Regions from separate parts of the Homo sapiens genome. Here region 1 is linked to region 2. A link is a loop called in an ENCODE intact Hi-C map of the cell type or tissue named here. Cell type or tissue: heart left ventricle. All regions are shown on one strand. Each heading gives the region's core, and the rest is flanking DNA. Links, peaks and the distances in the headings are about the cores only. Region 1 overlaps ERC1 (ELKS/RAB6-interacting/CAST family member 1). Region 2 overlaps ERC1 (ELKS/RAB6-interacting/CAST family member 1).

The links. Hi-C counts contacts between places; a loop is a spot of excess contacts. Peaks named below come from ENCODE experiments on the same cell type or tissue, not always from the same donor. Only the 100,000 strongest peaks of a DNase experiment are listed, where the experiment ranks them.
Region 1: a loop joins it to region 2, with 2.1 times the contacts of the local background. A loop is called at or near these places in 38 of 110 quality-filtered maps.

The regions. Positions count from the first base shown.
Region 1 is chr12:1,002,138-1,009,022 of GRCh38, forward strand. The region is part of intron 1 of ERC1 (ELKS/RAB6-interacting/CAST family member 1); the gene reads left to right. Among named protein-coding and RNA genes, the nearest start is that of ERC1, 14 kb to the left of the region's middle. RefSeq lists enhancers at 3,913-4,413, 4,414-4,914. In heart left ventricle, for the core only: no CTCF peak of the experiment used is centred there; no DNase peak of the experiment used is centred there; H3K27ac peaks cover 1,419 bases.
Region 2 is chr12:1,089,428-1,096,312 of GRCh38, forward strand. The region is part of intron 3 of ERC1 (ELKS/RAB6-interacting/CAST family member 1); the gene reads left to right. Among named protein-coding and RNA genes, the nearest start is that of ERC1, 100 kb to the left of the region's middle. RefSeq lists an enhancer at 5,519-5,668. In heart left ventricle, for the core only: a CTCF peak has its summit at 3,941; no DNase peak of the experiment used is centred there.

The DNA of each region.
Region 1 (6,885 bases), core at 744-5,743, 87 kb before region 2:
AGGTGTGAGCCACCATGCCCGGCTTTTTTTTTTTTTTTTTTTTTTTTTTTTTTTTTGAGACAGTTTCACTCTGTCGCCCAGACTGGAGTGAAGTGTTGTGATCATGGCTCACTGCAGCCTTGACCTTCTGGGCTCAAGTGATCCTCCCACCTCGGCCTCCCAAGTAACTGGGACTACAGGTGCATACCACCATGCTTGGCTAATTTTTTTTTTTTTTTTGGTACTTTTTTGTAGAGATGGAGTTTTACTATGCTGCTCAGGCTGGTCTTGAACTCCTGAGCTCAAGTAATCTGCCTGCCTTGGTCTCCCAAAGTGCTGGGACTACAGGTGTGAGCCACTGCACCTTGCCTTGTGCAAGTCTTTTAGTGCATATGTGTATGTAATTCTTTTGTGTATTTGGCCAGGAGTGAAAGTCCTGGGTCATAGGATATGCATATGTAGAATTTTAGATAATTGCCAAACAGTATTCCTTCTTTGTGGTTCTACAAATTACATGCCCCAAAGAGTGTTTGAGAGTTCATTTTGTTCCATATCTTTGCCAATACTTAGTATTGTCACTATTATTAACTTTAGCCGTTCTGGTGGATTTGTAGTAGTATCTCTTGGTTTTAATCTGCATTTCACTTATTACTAATGAGGTTGAATAATTTTATGTTGGTTACTTAGGAAACCTTTTGTGAAATGCTTATTCACATGTCTTGCCCAATTTTATCTTTTTTTTCTTATTATAGGAGTTCCTTATATATTTTGGATATGACCCCTTCTTTGGTTATTTGTGTTGCAAATATTTCCACCTTACTCTGTGGCTTGCCATTTAAGACTTCTTAAGGAGGCCAGGCACCGTGGCTCATGCCTGTAATCCCAACACTTTGGGATGCTGAGGAGGGTGGATTGCTTGAGTCCAGGAGTTCGAGACCAGCCTGGGCAACATAGTGAAACCCTATCTCTATGAAAAATGCAAAAAAAAAAAAAAAAAAGACTCAAAAAAAAAAAGAGAAAAGAAATGTGTTAGGACCCTAATTGGACTTTAATTGGATTTGTAGATTAATTTGGGTAGAATTACTTTTTTGTAATGAGGAATCTTTGACTAATTCAATATGATATCCCTGTTATTTATGTTGTATTTCATATATCTCAGTAATGTTTTATAGTTTTCTGTGCAGTATTACACATCTTTTGTTAAATTTAGTCCTAGTATCTGATGGTATTATAAATAGAATTCTAAGATCAATGTTATTTTCCATTACTTGTTGGTATATTGAAATAAAACTGAATTTTGAGTGCTGACTCTGTATTTTGCTAATCAAGCCTTATAATAATTTTATCTGTAGATTCTTTTGGCTTTCCAACTTACATAACCATATCATTTGTGAATAATTACTGTTTTCTGTTTTTCTTCGCAATTCTTACACCTTTTTCTTTTCTTCACTGGCTGGGATTTCTGGCATGTTGTTGAATAGAGATAGGAGACGTCATTGTCTTTTCCCATCTCAAAGGGAAATCTTTCAACTTTTCATTGTTAGGCATGATGTTGTCAAGCACACTTACACAAGACAAGGCAAGGCTAAGACCTTGCCTGTCTGATTTGACTGGCAAAGACACAGAGAGCCTCTTTAGACTCAGACAGTTTATCTGTTACATAGTCGGCAGAAAGAAGAATAAGCCAAAGGTTCCTGCTCCCTGTGATCTTTGTCCCACATACCAAAAAGGATAACACCACAACAAAAGGGGCTGATGCCTGCAGTGTGAGCTGGGGGATACTCTGTTGATGAGGAGCCTATTCTAGGCTGCTGCTAAGTGGTTTTGTATTCTACAGCGCTGTTCTAAGTTAGGCAGGGCTGAAGGTTCAATGCCTTGTCAGAACCCAGGATGCCATGAGAAACTGTCTCATGGCAGCTTCTAAGGAAGATAGGGAAGAGGTGACCTGGGAGAGCTCCATATAGGCCTTCCACCATCTCCTGTTATGGGAGGATCACAGGGCATTCCTCCAAGACTCAGATAAGCTGCAGGTCACCAGAACACCATGGTGGAACTGTTTCCCTACAGATGTTTGTTATAGTTGCTTTTGCACATGTCCTTTATTAGATTAAGAAAGTTTCCTCCTATACCTAGATTTTTATTCATTAGTAAATGTTAAAATGTGTCCAGTGTGTTTCGTATCTATTGGATGCTTCCCCCCCTTTCAACCCATTATTATGGCCAGTTACATGGATTTAAAAATTCATTTCTGCTGGTTAATAAATTTCTTTCTTTTTTTCTTTCTCTTTTTTTTTTTTTTTTTTTTTTTGAGACGGAGTCTTGCCCTCTCGCCCAGGCTGGAGTGCAGTGACGTGATCTCGGCTCACTGCAACCTCCGCCTCCTGGGTTCAGACAATTCTCCTGCCTCAGCCTCCCAAGTAGCTGGGATTACAGGTGCCCACCACCACACCCAGCTGATTTTTGTATTTTTAGCAGAGATGGGGTTTCACCGTGTTGGCCAGGCTGGTCTCAAACTCCTGACCTTGTGATCCAACCGCCTTGGCCCCCCAAAGTGCTGGGATTACAGGTGTGAGCCACCATGCTCAGCTGGTTAACACATTTCTAAGCATTTTTTTCCTTTGAAAGATTTTACTTACTTGAAAAAAAATTGCTGTTGATGACTTTCTTTTCTCTGGCTGCCTGCCTTTTTCTGTGTGTGTGTGTGTGTGTGTGTGTGTGTGTGTGTGTGTGTGTATAAATTTTTTTTTTCTCATTGTTCATATAGAATTCAGGTATAGAATTCAGGTTGCTGAACTTTTCAAGGAAGAAAGACCGTATTTAACTTCTGATTCATCATTAAGAAGTTATTAATGGTCCCAGAGACTCATAGGGGTTTCTTCTGAAGTAAGAAGAAGCCATGTTTTACATCTTCAGATGCCACGTAGGTGACTTTTCTACCTTCATGGTAGTATTCACTTTACTTTCATTAAAGGCAAGTAATTTTGAGTACTTCAAATTAGTTCCCATCCCTTTTCTAAACTTTAAACATTTTTAAAGAAATCTTTATTTATTTTCACCTGGGGTTTCACTCTGTCACCCAGGCTGGAGTGCGGCAGTGCTATCATGGCTTACTACAGCCTCGACCTCCCAGGCTCAAGCGATCCTCTTGCATCAGCCTTCGAGTAGCTGGGACTGCAGGAGTGCACCACCACACCCAGCTAATTTTTTGTAGAGATGGGGTTTTGCCATGTTGCCCAGGCTGGTCTCAAATTCCTGAGCTTAAGTCATCTACCCACCTTGGCCTCCGAGTGTTGGGATTACAGGCATGAGACACCATACCTGGCCCCTTTTCTAAACTTTTATATGAAATTTAGGCTGAACCTTTGCTTGACGTTATTCTCCCTTGCATTTAGATATAAAGTTATTAAACAGAAAAAGTTACTGAAGGTAGATAATTATTGGCTATTTCATGTGATTTTTCTGGTGGTTACTGTAGTCAATTTTATAGTATTGCCAAGTTTCTGAATCCATTCTGAATAATGTGATTGTTTATTCTTATGCTTTGGGCCTGATAATTTTTGTAGAGCAGCAGTTCTTATCTGGTTTCCTGTTATTTTTAAAATAAATTAATTGAAAATGGGCATAAATTATTTGTTAAGTTTGAACTTGACAAATGCAGGTAAAGTATAATGATATTATATTTCTTCTGTACAGCAAGTATATACATGTATATTTTAAATCATCAATCAGGATTTCCTTCCAAAGTTCAGAATTAGGTTTTGATTCTTAACAGTTTATATTAAAATTCTTATTATTATTACTTTTTTTTTGAGATTCTTAACAGTTTATATTAAAATTCTTATTACTTTTTTTTTTTTTTGAGACAGAGTCTCGCTCTATCGCCCAGGCTGGAGTGCAGTGGCATGATCTTGGCTCACTGCAACCTCTGCTTCCCGGGTTCAAGCAATTCTCTGCCTCAGCCTCCCAAGTAGCTGGGAATACAGGCGCCTGCCACCACACCTGGCTCATTTTTGTATTTTTAGTAGAGACGGGGTTTCACCATCTTGGCCAGGCTGGTCTTGAACTCCTGACCTCAGGTGATCCACCCGCCTCGGCCTCCCAAAGTGCTGGGATTACAGGCATGAACCACTGCACCTGGCCAGTATTATTACTATTTTTTGAGACAGATTTTTCTCGCTCAGGCTGGAGCTCATTGCAGCCTCGAATTCTTAGGCTTAATCAATCCTTCTGCTTCAACCTTCCAAGTAGCTGGGACTGTAGGCATGCGCCAGCATGCCTGGCAAATTTTTTTTTGTTTTTGAGACAGAGTGTTACTCTGTCACCTAGGCGCAATTTCAGCTCACTGTAGTCTTGACCTTCCACTCCTAAGTGATCTACCCACCTTGCCTCCTGCATAGCTGGGACTACAGGGGCGTGCCACCATGCCCAGCTCATTTTTGTAATTTTTTTTGTTTTGTTTTTAAGAGATGGGGTTTTGCCGTGTTGCCCAAGTTGGTCTCAAAACCCTGGGCTCAAGTGATCCCCTCACCTTGGCCTCCCAAAGTGTTGGTATTGCAGGCATGTATCACTGTATCTGGCCTTTTCTTTTTTTATTAGAGACAGGGTCTTGCAGTCCAGGCTGGTCTTGAACTCTTTGGCCTCAAGTGATCTTCTGTCTTGGCCTCCGAAAGCCCTAGGAAACAATTCTTGTAAATAGTATAGCAAAAATGTCTGCTTTATAAATTTTTCATTTTTATAGTTGTTCAAGAGTACATATGTATTTCCTTTTTTCTTTTTCTCGTTCCTCATTCAAAAAATATGGAAAATCTAATATACAATATATATGTGTATATAGTATATATAATATAGTATATATATGGTGTATAGTATATAGTGTATATATAGTATAGTGTGTATATATATGACTCTGTATTGTGTTCCATCTTGGCAGTACAGTGTTTGAGGCACTGTCTCCGCCCTCAGGATGCTGGTGACCAGGGAGGGAGACAGTAAACAGGCAATTACAGTAGAGTGTGATAAGTGTTATTGATACGTGCAAGAACTAGAAGGTTTAAGGAGTGGCCAAAGAGGCTTGAAATTGGGTTTGGATCATGAAGGGCTTTGTAAACCCTGTTAAAATCTGACTTTTACCTTGGAGCAATGGCAAGACTTTGGAGACTTTTGAGTAAAGGAAATAACAGGAGTATATTTGTATTTTACAACAAATGGTTAAGAGGAGGCTATGTGAGGAAGCCAACTAGGAGGCTGTGGACCTGTTCCCACTAAAGCCTAAAAACTAAAGTAGTGACAGTGGGGATAGAGACGCGTACAGAGTTAAAAGCTTTAACAGGACTGGGTAATTCATTCTCTCTCTCTCTCTCTCTCTCTCTCTCTCTCTTTCTCTCTCTCTCACTGGGTAATTCTCTCTCTCTCTCTCTCTCTCTCTGTGTGTGTGTGTGTGTGTGTGTGTGTGTACACACTTTGTGGGGAAAGGACAGTTAGTTGATGGGGAGGAAGAAGACTAAAGTGACTCCCAGACTTTCAGATGGAACCCCTAGGCTAGGAACAGTGCTATTGGGTACAGTAGCCACTAGCCATGTATGGCCATTAAGGTATGTCTAAACTAATTTAAATAAAATAAGATTTAAAATGCAGTTATTCAGTTGCACTAGCCACACAAATATAGAATTACAGACTCTTAAATTCTGTAAATTTCATCCAGAGTACTATGAAGTTATAAATTCAAGAGTATGCACAGAGATTCAAGCAGAAAATAATATCTGGCTACATGTGTTTAACAGCAGTATGGGACTGGTGGCCTCTGTATTGGACAGTGCAGATATAGAACATTTCTGTTACAGAAGGTTCAGTGGGACAGCAGTGGTCTGCAGTTTTTGGTTTCTACTTTCTTTTCCCCGCCAGAGGAGAGTCAGAATAACAGGTGGTTTTCTCTCGTCTCCTAAGAACTTTGGTTCCACAGTATTCTGTTGTGTGATATTGTTACCCAGGGATTCTGCTAGATACCGTTCACTACTGTCAACCACCATCACCCAGTCATCAGGTATAGGACGTTTCTGTAATCAGAGAAGGTTCTTTTGGACGGCACTGAGCTAGAGAGATGGTGATGTCATTCATCGAGCTATTGATGGTTGTGGTGGGACAACAGTAGCTGCCAGAAAGCGCTGTTTATTAGAAATATGAGCCACATATGTAATTAAAAAATTTTTAGTAGCCACATTAAAGAGTAAAAAGAAACAATTGGATTTTATAACTTATTTAACACAGTATGTCCAAAATATGATTTACAACACATTAAAACATTTAAAAATTATTGATCTATTTACATAATTTTTTTTAATTTTTTTGAGACAGGCTCTTGCTATGTTGCCCAGGCTGGTCTCGAACTCCTGGGCTCAAGTGATCCATCCGCTTCAGCCTCCCAAAGTGCTGGGATTACAGGTGTGAGCCACCATGCCCGGCCACATTATTTTTTAATACTAGCTCTTTGAAATCAATTGTATACTTTCATAGTATATCTTAATTGAAATACTAATTTTTTTGTTCTTTCGTTATTTTCAAATGCTTAGTTTTATCAGAAATATTTCATCTGTATTTATATCTGTAAATCATAAAATTTACAGTTGAAAAAGTAGATTTATATGCCCAGGTTATTCCAAACATGCTTAAAACTTTTCCAGTAATGGAATTAAGTATCGGTTTTTAAAGTTTCAATTCCCGTGAAATAAGAATAAAAATTCAGTTCCTCGGTCTCACTAGCCACCTTTCAAGTGCTCAGCACTCAGCAGCTGCATATGGCTAGTGGCTACCATATTGGACAACACAGCTCTGGAATAACTGCTCACTGGATGGTTGGAAATTCAGGTCTGGAGTTTAGGAAAGAGGTAGCAAGACAGAAGTTAGAAGGGA
Region 2 (6,885 bases), core at 902-5,901:
AAAGTGCTGAGATTACAGGCAATATGCCTATGCCTGGCCCGTTATTATTATTATTGTTGTTGTTGAAAGTGCTGAGATTACAGGCAATATGCCTATGCCTGGCCCGTTATTATTATTATTGTTGTTGTTGAAAGTGCTGAGATTACAGGCAATATGCCTATGCCTGGCCCGTTATTATTATTATTGTTGTTGTTGAAAGTGCTGAGATTACAGGCAATATGCCTATGCCTGGCCCATTATTATTATTATTGTTGTTGTTGAAAGTGCTGAGATTACAGGCAATATGCCTATGCCTGGCCCATTATTATTATTGTTGTTGTTGTTGAAAGTGCTGAGATTACAGGCAATATGCCTATGCCTGGCCCGTTATTATTATTATTGTTGTTGTTGAAAGTGCTGAGATTACAGGCAATATGCCTATGCCTGGCCCATTATTATTATTATTGTTGTTGTTGAAAGTGCTGAGATTACAGGCAATATGCCTATGCCTGGCCCATTATTATTATTATTGTTGTTGTTGAAAGTGCTGAGATTACAGGCAATATGCCTATGCCTGGCCCATTATTATTATTATTGTTGTTGTTGAAAGTGCTGAGATTACAGGCAATATGCCTATGCCTGGCCCATTATTATTATTATTGTTGTTGTTGAAAGTGCTGAGATTACAGGCAATATGCCTATGCCTGGCCCATTATTATTATTATTGTTGTTGTTGAAAGTGCTGAGATTACAGGCAATATGCCTATGCCTGGCCCATTATTATTATTATTGTTGTTGTTGAAAGTGCTGAGATTACAGGCAATATGCCTATGCCTGGCCCGTTATTATTATTATTGTTGTTGTTGAAAGTGCTGAGATTACAGGCAATATGCCTATGCCTGGCCCGTTATTATTATTATTGTTGTTGTTGAAAGTGCTGAGATTACAGGCAATATGCCTATGCCTGGCCCATTATTATTATTGTTGTTGTTGTTGAAAGTGCTGAGATTACAGGCAATATGCCTATGCCTGGCCCGTTATTATTATTATTGTTGTTGTTGAAAGTGCTGAGATTACAGGCAATATGCCTATGCCTGGCCCATTATTATTATTATTGTTGTTGTTGAAAGTGCTGAGATTACAGGCAATATGCCTATGCCTGGCCCATTATTATTATTATTGTTGTTGTTGAAAGTGCTGAGATTACAGGCAATATGCCTATGCCTGGCCCATTATTATTATTATTGTTGTTGTTGAAAGTGCTGAGATTACAGGCAATATGCCTATGCCTGGCCCATTATTATTATTATTGTTGTTGTTGAAAGTGCTGAGATTACAGGCAATATGCCTGTGCCTGGCCCATTATTATTATTATTGTTGTTGTTGAAAGTGCTGAGATTACAGGCAATATGCCTATGCCTGGCCCATTATTATTATTATTGTTGTTGTTGTTGTTGTTGTTATTATTATTATTATTATTATTATTATTATTATTATTATTATTATCATTTGTGACAGAGCTTTGCTCTGTCCCAGGCTGGAGTGCAGTGGCGCAATCTTGGCTCATTGTAACCTCCACCTCCCGGGTTCAAGCTATTCTCCTGCCTCAGCTTCCTGAGTAGCTGGGACAACAGGCGTGCACAAGCTAATTTTTGTATTTTTAGTAGAGATGGGGTTTCGCCATGTTGGCCAGGCTGGTCTCAAACTCCTGACCTCAGGTGATCTGCCTGACTCGGCCTCCCAGAGTGCTGGGATTACAGGCGTAAGCTACTGCACCCAGCCCCATTTTTATTATTTATAGATTCCTTCATTATTTGTTTCTTTTTTTATCTTACAAGGATGGAATGCTGTGCATCAGCACTGTTCAGAAAGACTTTCTGGGTGGAGTGCTAATTAAGTTGGGAAGGGGATTTTATAACAGGGTAAGTGTCCTTTAGTAGGTACCCTTTCAGTGGAGATCTGAAGAGAAGAAGCCAGCTTTGCCAAGTAAAATAATTTCATGAAGAAGCATTAACAGTTTTAAAGACCTCATAGGAAGGAGTTTTGAGGAAACAGGAGGGAGGCTGGAGGGCAAGAATATACTGTATAAGGGGAAGACTTAATGAGATGCGAAATTGGAGAGGTGGCCAGAGTCAGATTCACTTATCACGTATTTACTGGACACCAACCATGCGCACAGCACTAAGGATATAGCAGCAAACAAATCCATGCTGTCTTTGAGAAAAAGTACCTGCCTTTATGATCCTTGCAGATAATGCAACCATTTTATTCAAAATGGGAGAGAAAACCATTCCACCGTTGAATCAAGGGAGTGACACAATCTGATTTGCTTTTAAAATTTACTCTGGTTGTGCTGAGAATAAATGGAGGAAGGAGAGAAGAGTGAACAAGGGAGTATAGTAAGGAATTTAACTGCTGTAATCTAGATTAGGGGAATGGGGACTTGAAATGATTGCTGGAGATGTACAGAATATCACTAGCGTATCAGGAAGCAGCACAAAGAATTATGGGCTGGCAATGCTAGGGTATCCAGAAATTTCATTAGTTATTGAATTATTGTCCATCTTTTAAAAAAAAGTGGCATTTAATCAATTCTTTTTTTTTTTTTTTGAGACGGAGTCTCGCTCTGTTGCCCAGGCTGGAGTGCAATGGTGCGATCTCGGCTCACTGCAACCTGCGCCCCCTGGGTTCAAGCGATTCTCCTGCTTCAGCCTCCCGAGTAGCTGGGATTACAGGCACCCATCACCAGGCCCAGCTAATTTTTCTGTTTTTAGTAGAGACGAGGTTTCACCATGTTGGTCAGGCTGGTCTTGAACTCCTGACCTCGTGATCCGCCCGCCTCGGCCTCCTAATATGCTGGGATTATAGGCGTGAGCCACCGCGCCCGGCCCACATTTAATCAATTCTAAAAGTCACAACTTTCCCTGTTTTAACAATGAAATTGAGTTAAGTGTTAACACTTGGTGTCATGTTAACAGTCTATATCAGCAAAGCAGCAGTCCTGGTATATTTGTTTGCCCGTGTATTCACAAATATAATCATGTCCATTCATTTTGTCATCATTTCAGCTGAGGTATGAGCATTGTTGGCATTTCCCATGTTAACTTTGTTGTTCAGTGTTTCTGCATAAATATTCTGTGAATCAGCATTGAAACAAAATTACCCGGTATGGAGAAAGTTATGAAAACAGTTTATGATGGTATGTGATTAAACTCTGTTTAAATAAGTTTAAAAAAACTAACTCTTGCAATCAGTATTAAGTAAAAATTCTAGGGCGGGTGCAATGGCTCACGTCTGTAATCCCAGCACTTTGGGAGGCCAAGGCGGGCGGATCGCCTGAGGCCAGGAGTTCGAGACCAGCCTGGGCAATATGGCAAAACCCTGTCTCTACTAAAAATACAAAAATTAGCTGAGTGTGGTGGTGCACGCCTGTAATCCCAGCTCTTTGTGAGGCTGGCACATGGTAATTGCTTCAACCCAGGAGGCGGAGGTTGCAGTGAGCCAGGATTGCACCACTGCACTCCAGCGTGCAGAGTGACACTCTGCCTCAAAAACAAACAAACAAAACCCTAAATTTATGATAAAGTTTTGTGTCATGATTTATTTGGAGGCATTTCCACTATTTCTTTTCAGCATGTACAACAGTGGTGTGTCTTATAATCAGTGGCATCTTAGATTTGATGAAATAAGATAGCATTAAAATGGCATTTGTAGCTATTAGTAGTAACATTTGTAATTAGTTTTACGTTTTCTTTATTAACATGATTTTGTAGCTGGCAGGTAAATAATTCTCCCCCCCAAAAGCCGAGAGGTAAAAAGTAAGATTTCAATGAAGCATTGTATTTTCTGTTTGTACTCAAATCACATTGTTGTTTGACCGCTTATTCTTAGCTTTTGTATTATTTCGCTGTAGCTCCTTTCATTTGACTGTTAGAAGAGTGGGGACATCTCTTGGACAAATGCTGAATTACAGGCAAGACTTGGTTAGTGCTGAGGGCTTGACAGGTGATTCTGTTATACACCAACATTTGAGGCCCCAACTTTGGTTTTCAGTCCGCTAGCAGAGGATACCTAAGTTGGCTGTGGAATTTTTGGGTCTTCAATCCATATGCATACCAAACATTGTCTATAGGCCAACTAAATAATATATTTCAGTATGTGCTCCTACTTACTTAAATGCTGGTATGCTATTGTGATTAATAAAATACAACTTTGTTTTAAAACATTATTGCAGCCTACTAGTTTTTTGTCTGTATTTTAATCAACAAACCGTATTAGTACAACTGCTATCGTGTTAGGTTTGCAAAAATCTTTGAGGTTAAAAGTGCTAATATTTGAATATGTTCTAGGCTAGGGAATTCTGAATCTAACTAGCATATCTGAGGACTGCTTGTCAGTTTGTCAGTATTACTGGCAGATAGAAGGTATAAGCAGAGGAGATTAAAGAAAAAAAGAAACATATATATATGTTTATGTGTATTTATTTATATATAAATATATATTTTTCTATATATAAATGTATATTTTTCTATATAAATATATATATTTTTCTATATATATATATATATATATATATATAGAAAAACATAGAAAATGAATAGGAATTTAAAAAGAAATTTTTTTTTTTTTTGAGACATAGTGTGGCTCTGTCGCCCAGGCTGGGGTGCAGTGGTGCAATCTCAGCTCACCGCAACCTCCGCGTCCCGGGTTCAAGCAATTCTTCTGCCTCGGCCTCCTGAGTAGCTGGGACTACAGGTGCCTGCCACCATGCCTGGCTAATTTTTGTATTTTTAATAGAGATGAGGTTTCACCTTGTTGGCCAGGCTGGTCTCAAACTCTTGACCTCAAGTGATCCTCCCGGCTCGGCCTCCCAAAGTGCTGGGACAACAGGCATGAGCCACCACACCCGGCCAAAAAAGAAAAAGAAATTCTTAGTTTGTCTTTTGTAGCAATTTTGGAAGATGAGAACAGTTGCATACCTTATTTATTTAAGTTATTCCTTCTCTCTCTTTTTTTTTTTTGGCAACAGAGTCTCGCTCTATCGCCCAGGCTGGAGTGCAGTGGTGCGATCTCAGCTCACCTCAACCTCCGCCACCTGGGTTCAAGTGATTCTCCTGCCTCAGCCTCCCAAATAGCTGGGATTACAGACGTGTGCCACCACACCTGGGCTAATTTTGTATTTTTAGTAGAAATGGGGTTTCACTGTATTGGTCAGGCTGGTCTCGAACTCCTGACCTCAAGTGATTCGCTGGTCTTGGCTTCCCAAATGCTAGGATTACGGACGTGAGCCACCGTGCCTGGCCCTTCCTCTCCTTTTTAAATTACATCATTTGTCCTTCATTTCCATTTTGACAAGGTGACATTTTCTGAGCACACTACTATTACCAGAGATGGTAATGGGTTCAGGTACAATGGTGTGTGACACTGGGCAAGTTAAGATACGAAAAAGTGGTAACAGTTCTTTCCATTTACCCTCCCTTCTTTTTTATTTCTGTCTCCGCTGTGTTGTCAGTATGATAAATTCAGAAATTGAATCTGTGAAGGGACTTCCCGAACAATGTGGAGCTTCTATCCTTGAACCAAGGGTGCTGAGGGCTAAGACTTGAAACTTGAAAAAAAATTTTCAGACCTAAGTTTTACTTTTTAGTCACACATACTTCTTTCTCTCAGGTGTGCAAGTAAAAGTTGACTTACTTTTACAAAGAAACAACTAGGGAAAAGGAGAATTATTAAATTTTGTTTCTCAGGCGTGGTGGCTCATACCTGTAATCCCAGCACTTTGGGAGGCTTAGGTGGGCAGATCACTTGAGGTCAGGAGTTCAAGATCAGCCTGGCCAACATGCTGAAATGCCGTCTCTACTAAAAATACAAATATTAGCCAGGCATGGTGGTGCATGCCTGCGGTCCTAGCTATTTGGGAGGCTGAGGCAGGAGAATCGCTTGAACTCGGGAGGTGGAGGTTGCAGTGAGCCGAGATTGTGCCACTGCACCAAAAAAAAAAAAAAAATTGTTTCTAACTTGTTTATTTTCTAAATATAAATTAGTCATTATTCTTTAGTTATTTAAGGAGAGAAAATGAACATATTTTTTATGGTCTACCACATTTGAAAGTATATTATAGCAACATTAAATGGACTAAGACAAAAAAAGACAAATAGACTATATAACAAGATTCAGATACTTCTACCTCTAATTTTTTCAAATGAAAATTTTCAGCCAAAAAGGAGTGAAATAAAGTGACCAAATAGCATATTCTACTTCTTACACTTCTTTGAATAGTACTTCTATTTCCAGTCTTCTCTCTCTATTGACAATGCGGGAGGCATAGGCTTGATGTGCTTGGTGGGAAAGGGGAGCTTATGAGCTCACTGACTGGAAGATGTGTTCATAGTGAACTGTAAGGTGCAGGCTTCTGAATGGGAGTTTGTTTTGAGCAATGGGTTTTAAAACGTCTTTGTAGAAAAGCTTTATGCCTATGGATGGTTTAAAATACACCCCAATTCTTTATTGTACGCAGGGAAGGATTTTTTTTTTTTTTTTTTGAGATAGGGTCTGACTTTGTCACCTAGAGTGCAGTGGCGTGATCTTGGCTCATTGCGGCCTCCACCTCCCAGGCTCAAGCAGTCCTCCTGCCTCAGCCCCCGCAAGTGGCTGGGACTACACATGAGCACCACCACACCCAGCTAGTTTTATGTGTTTTTCATAGAGATGGGGATTCACCGTGTTGCCCAGGCTGGTCTCGAACTACTGAGCTCAAGTGATCTGCCTGCCTTGGTTTCCCAAAGTGTTTGGATTACAGGCATGAGCCACTGCACCCAGTCAGGACTTTTTATTCAAATGGATTTTTCGGTTTTCTTTAGGAATTAGGTGATGCTCAAGAGGAGAAATCAGATGAAATAAGTTGAA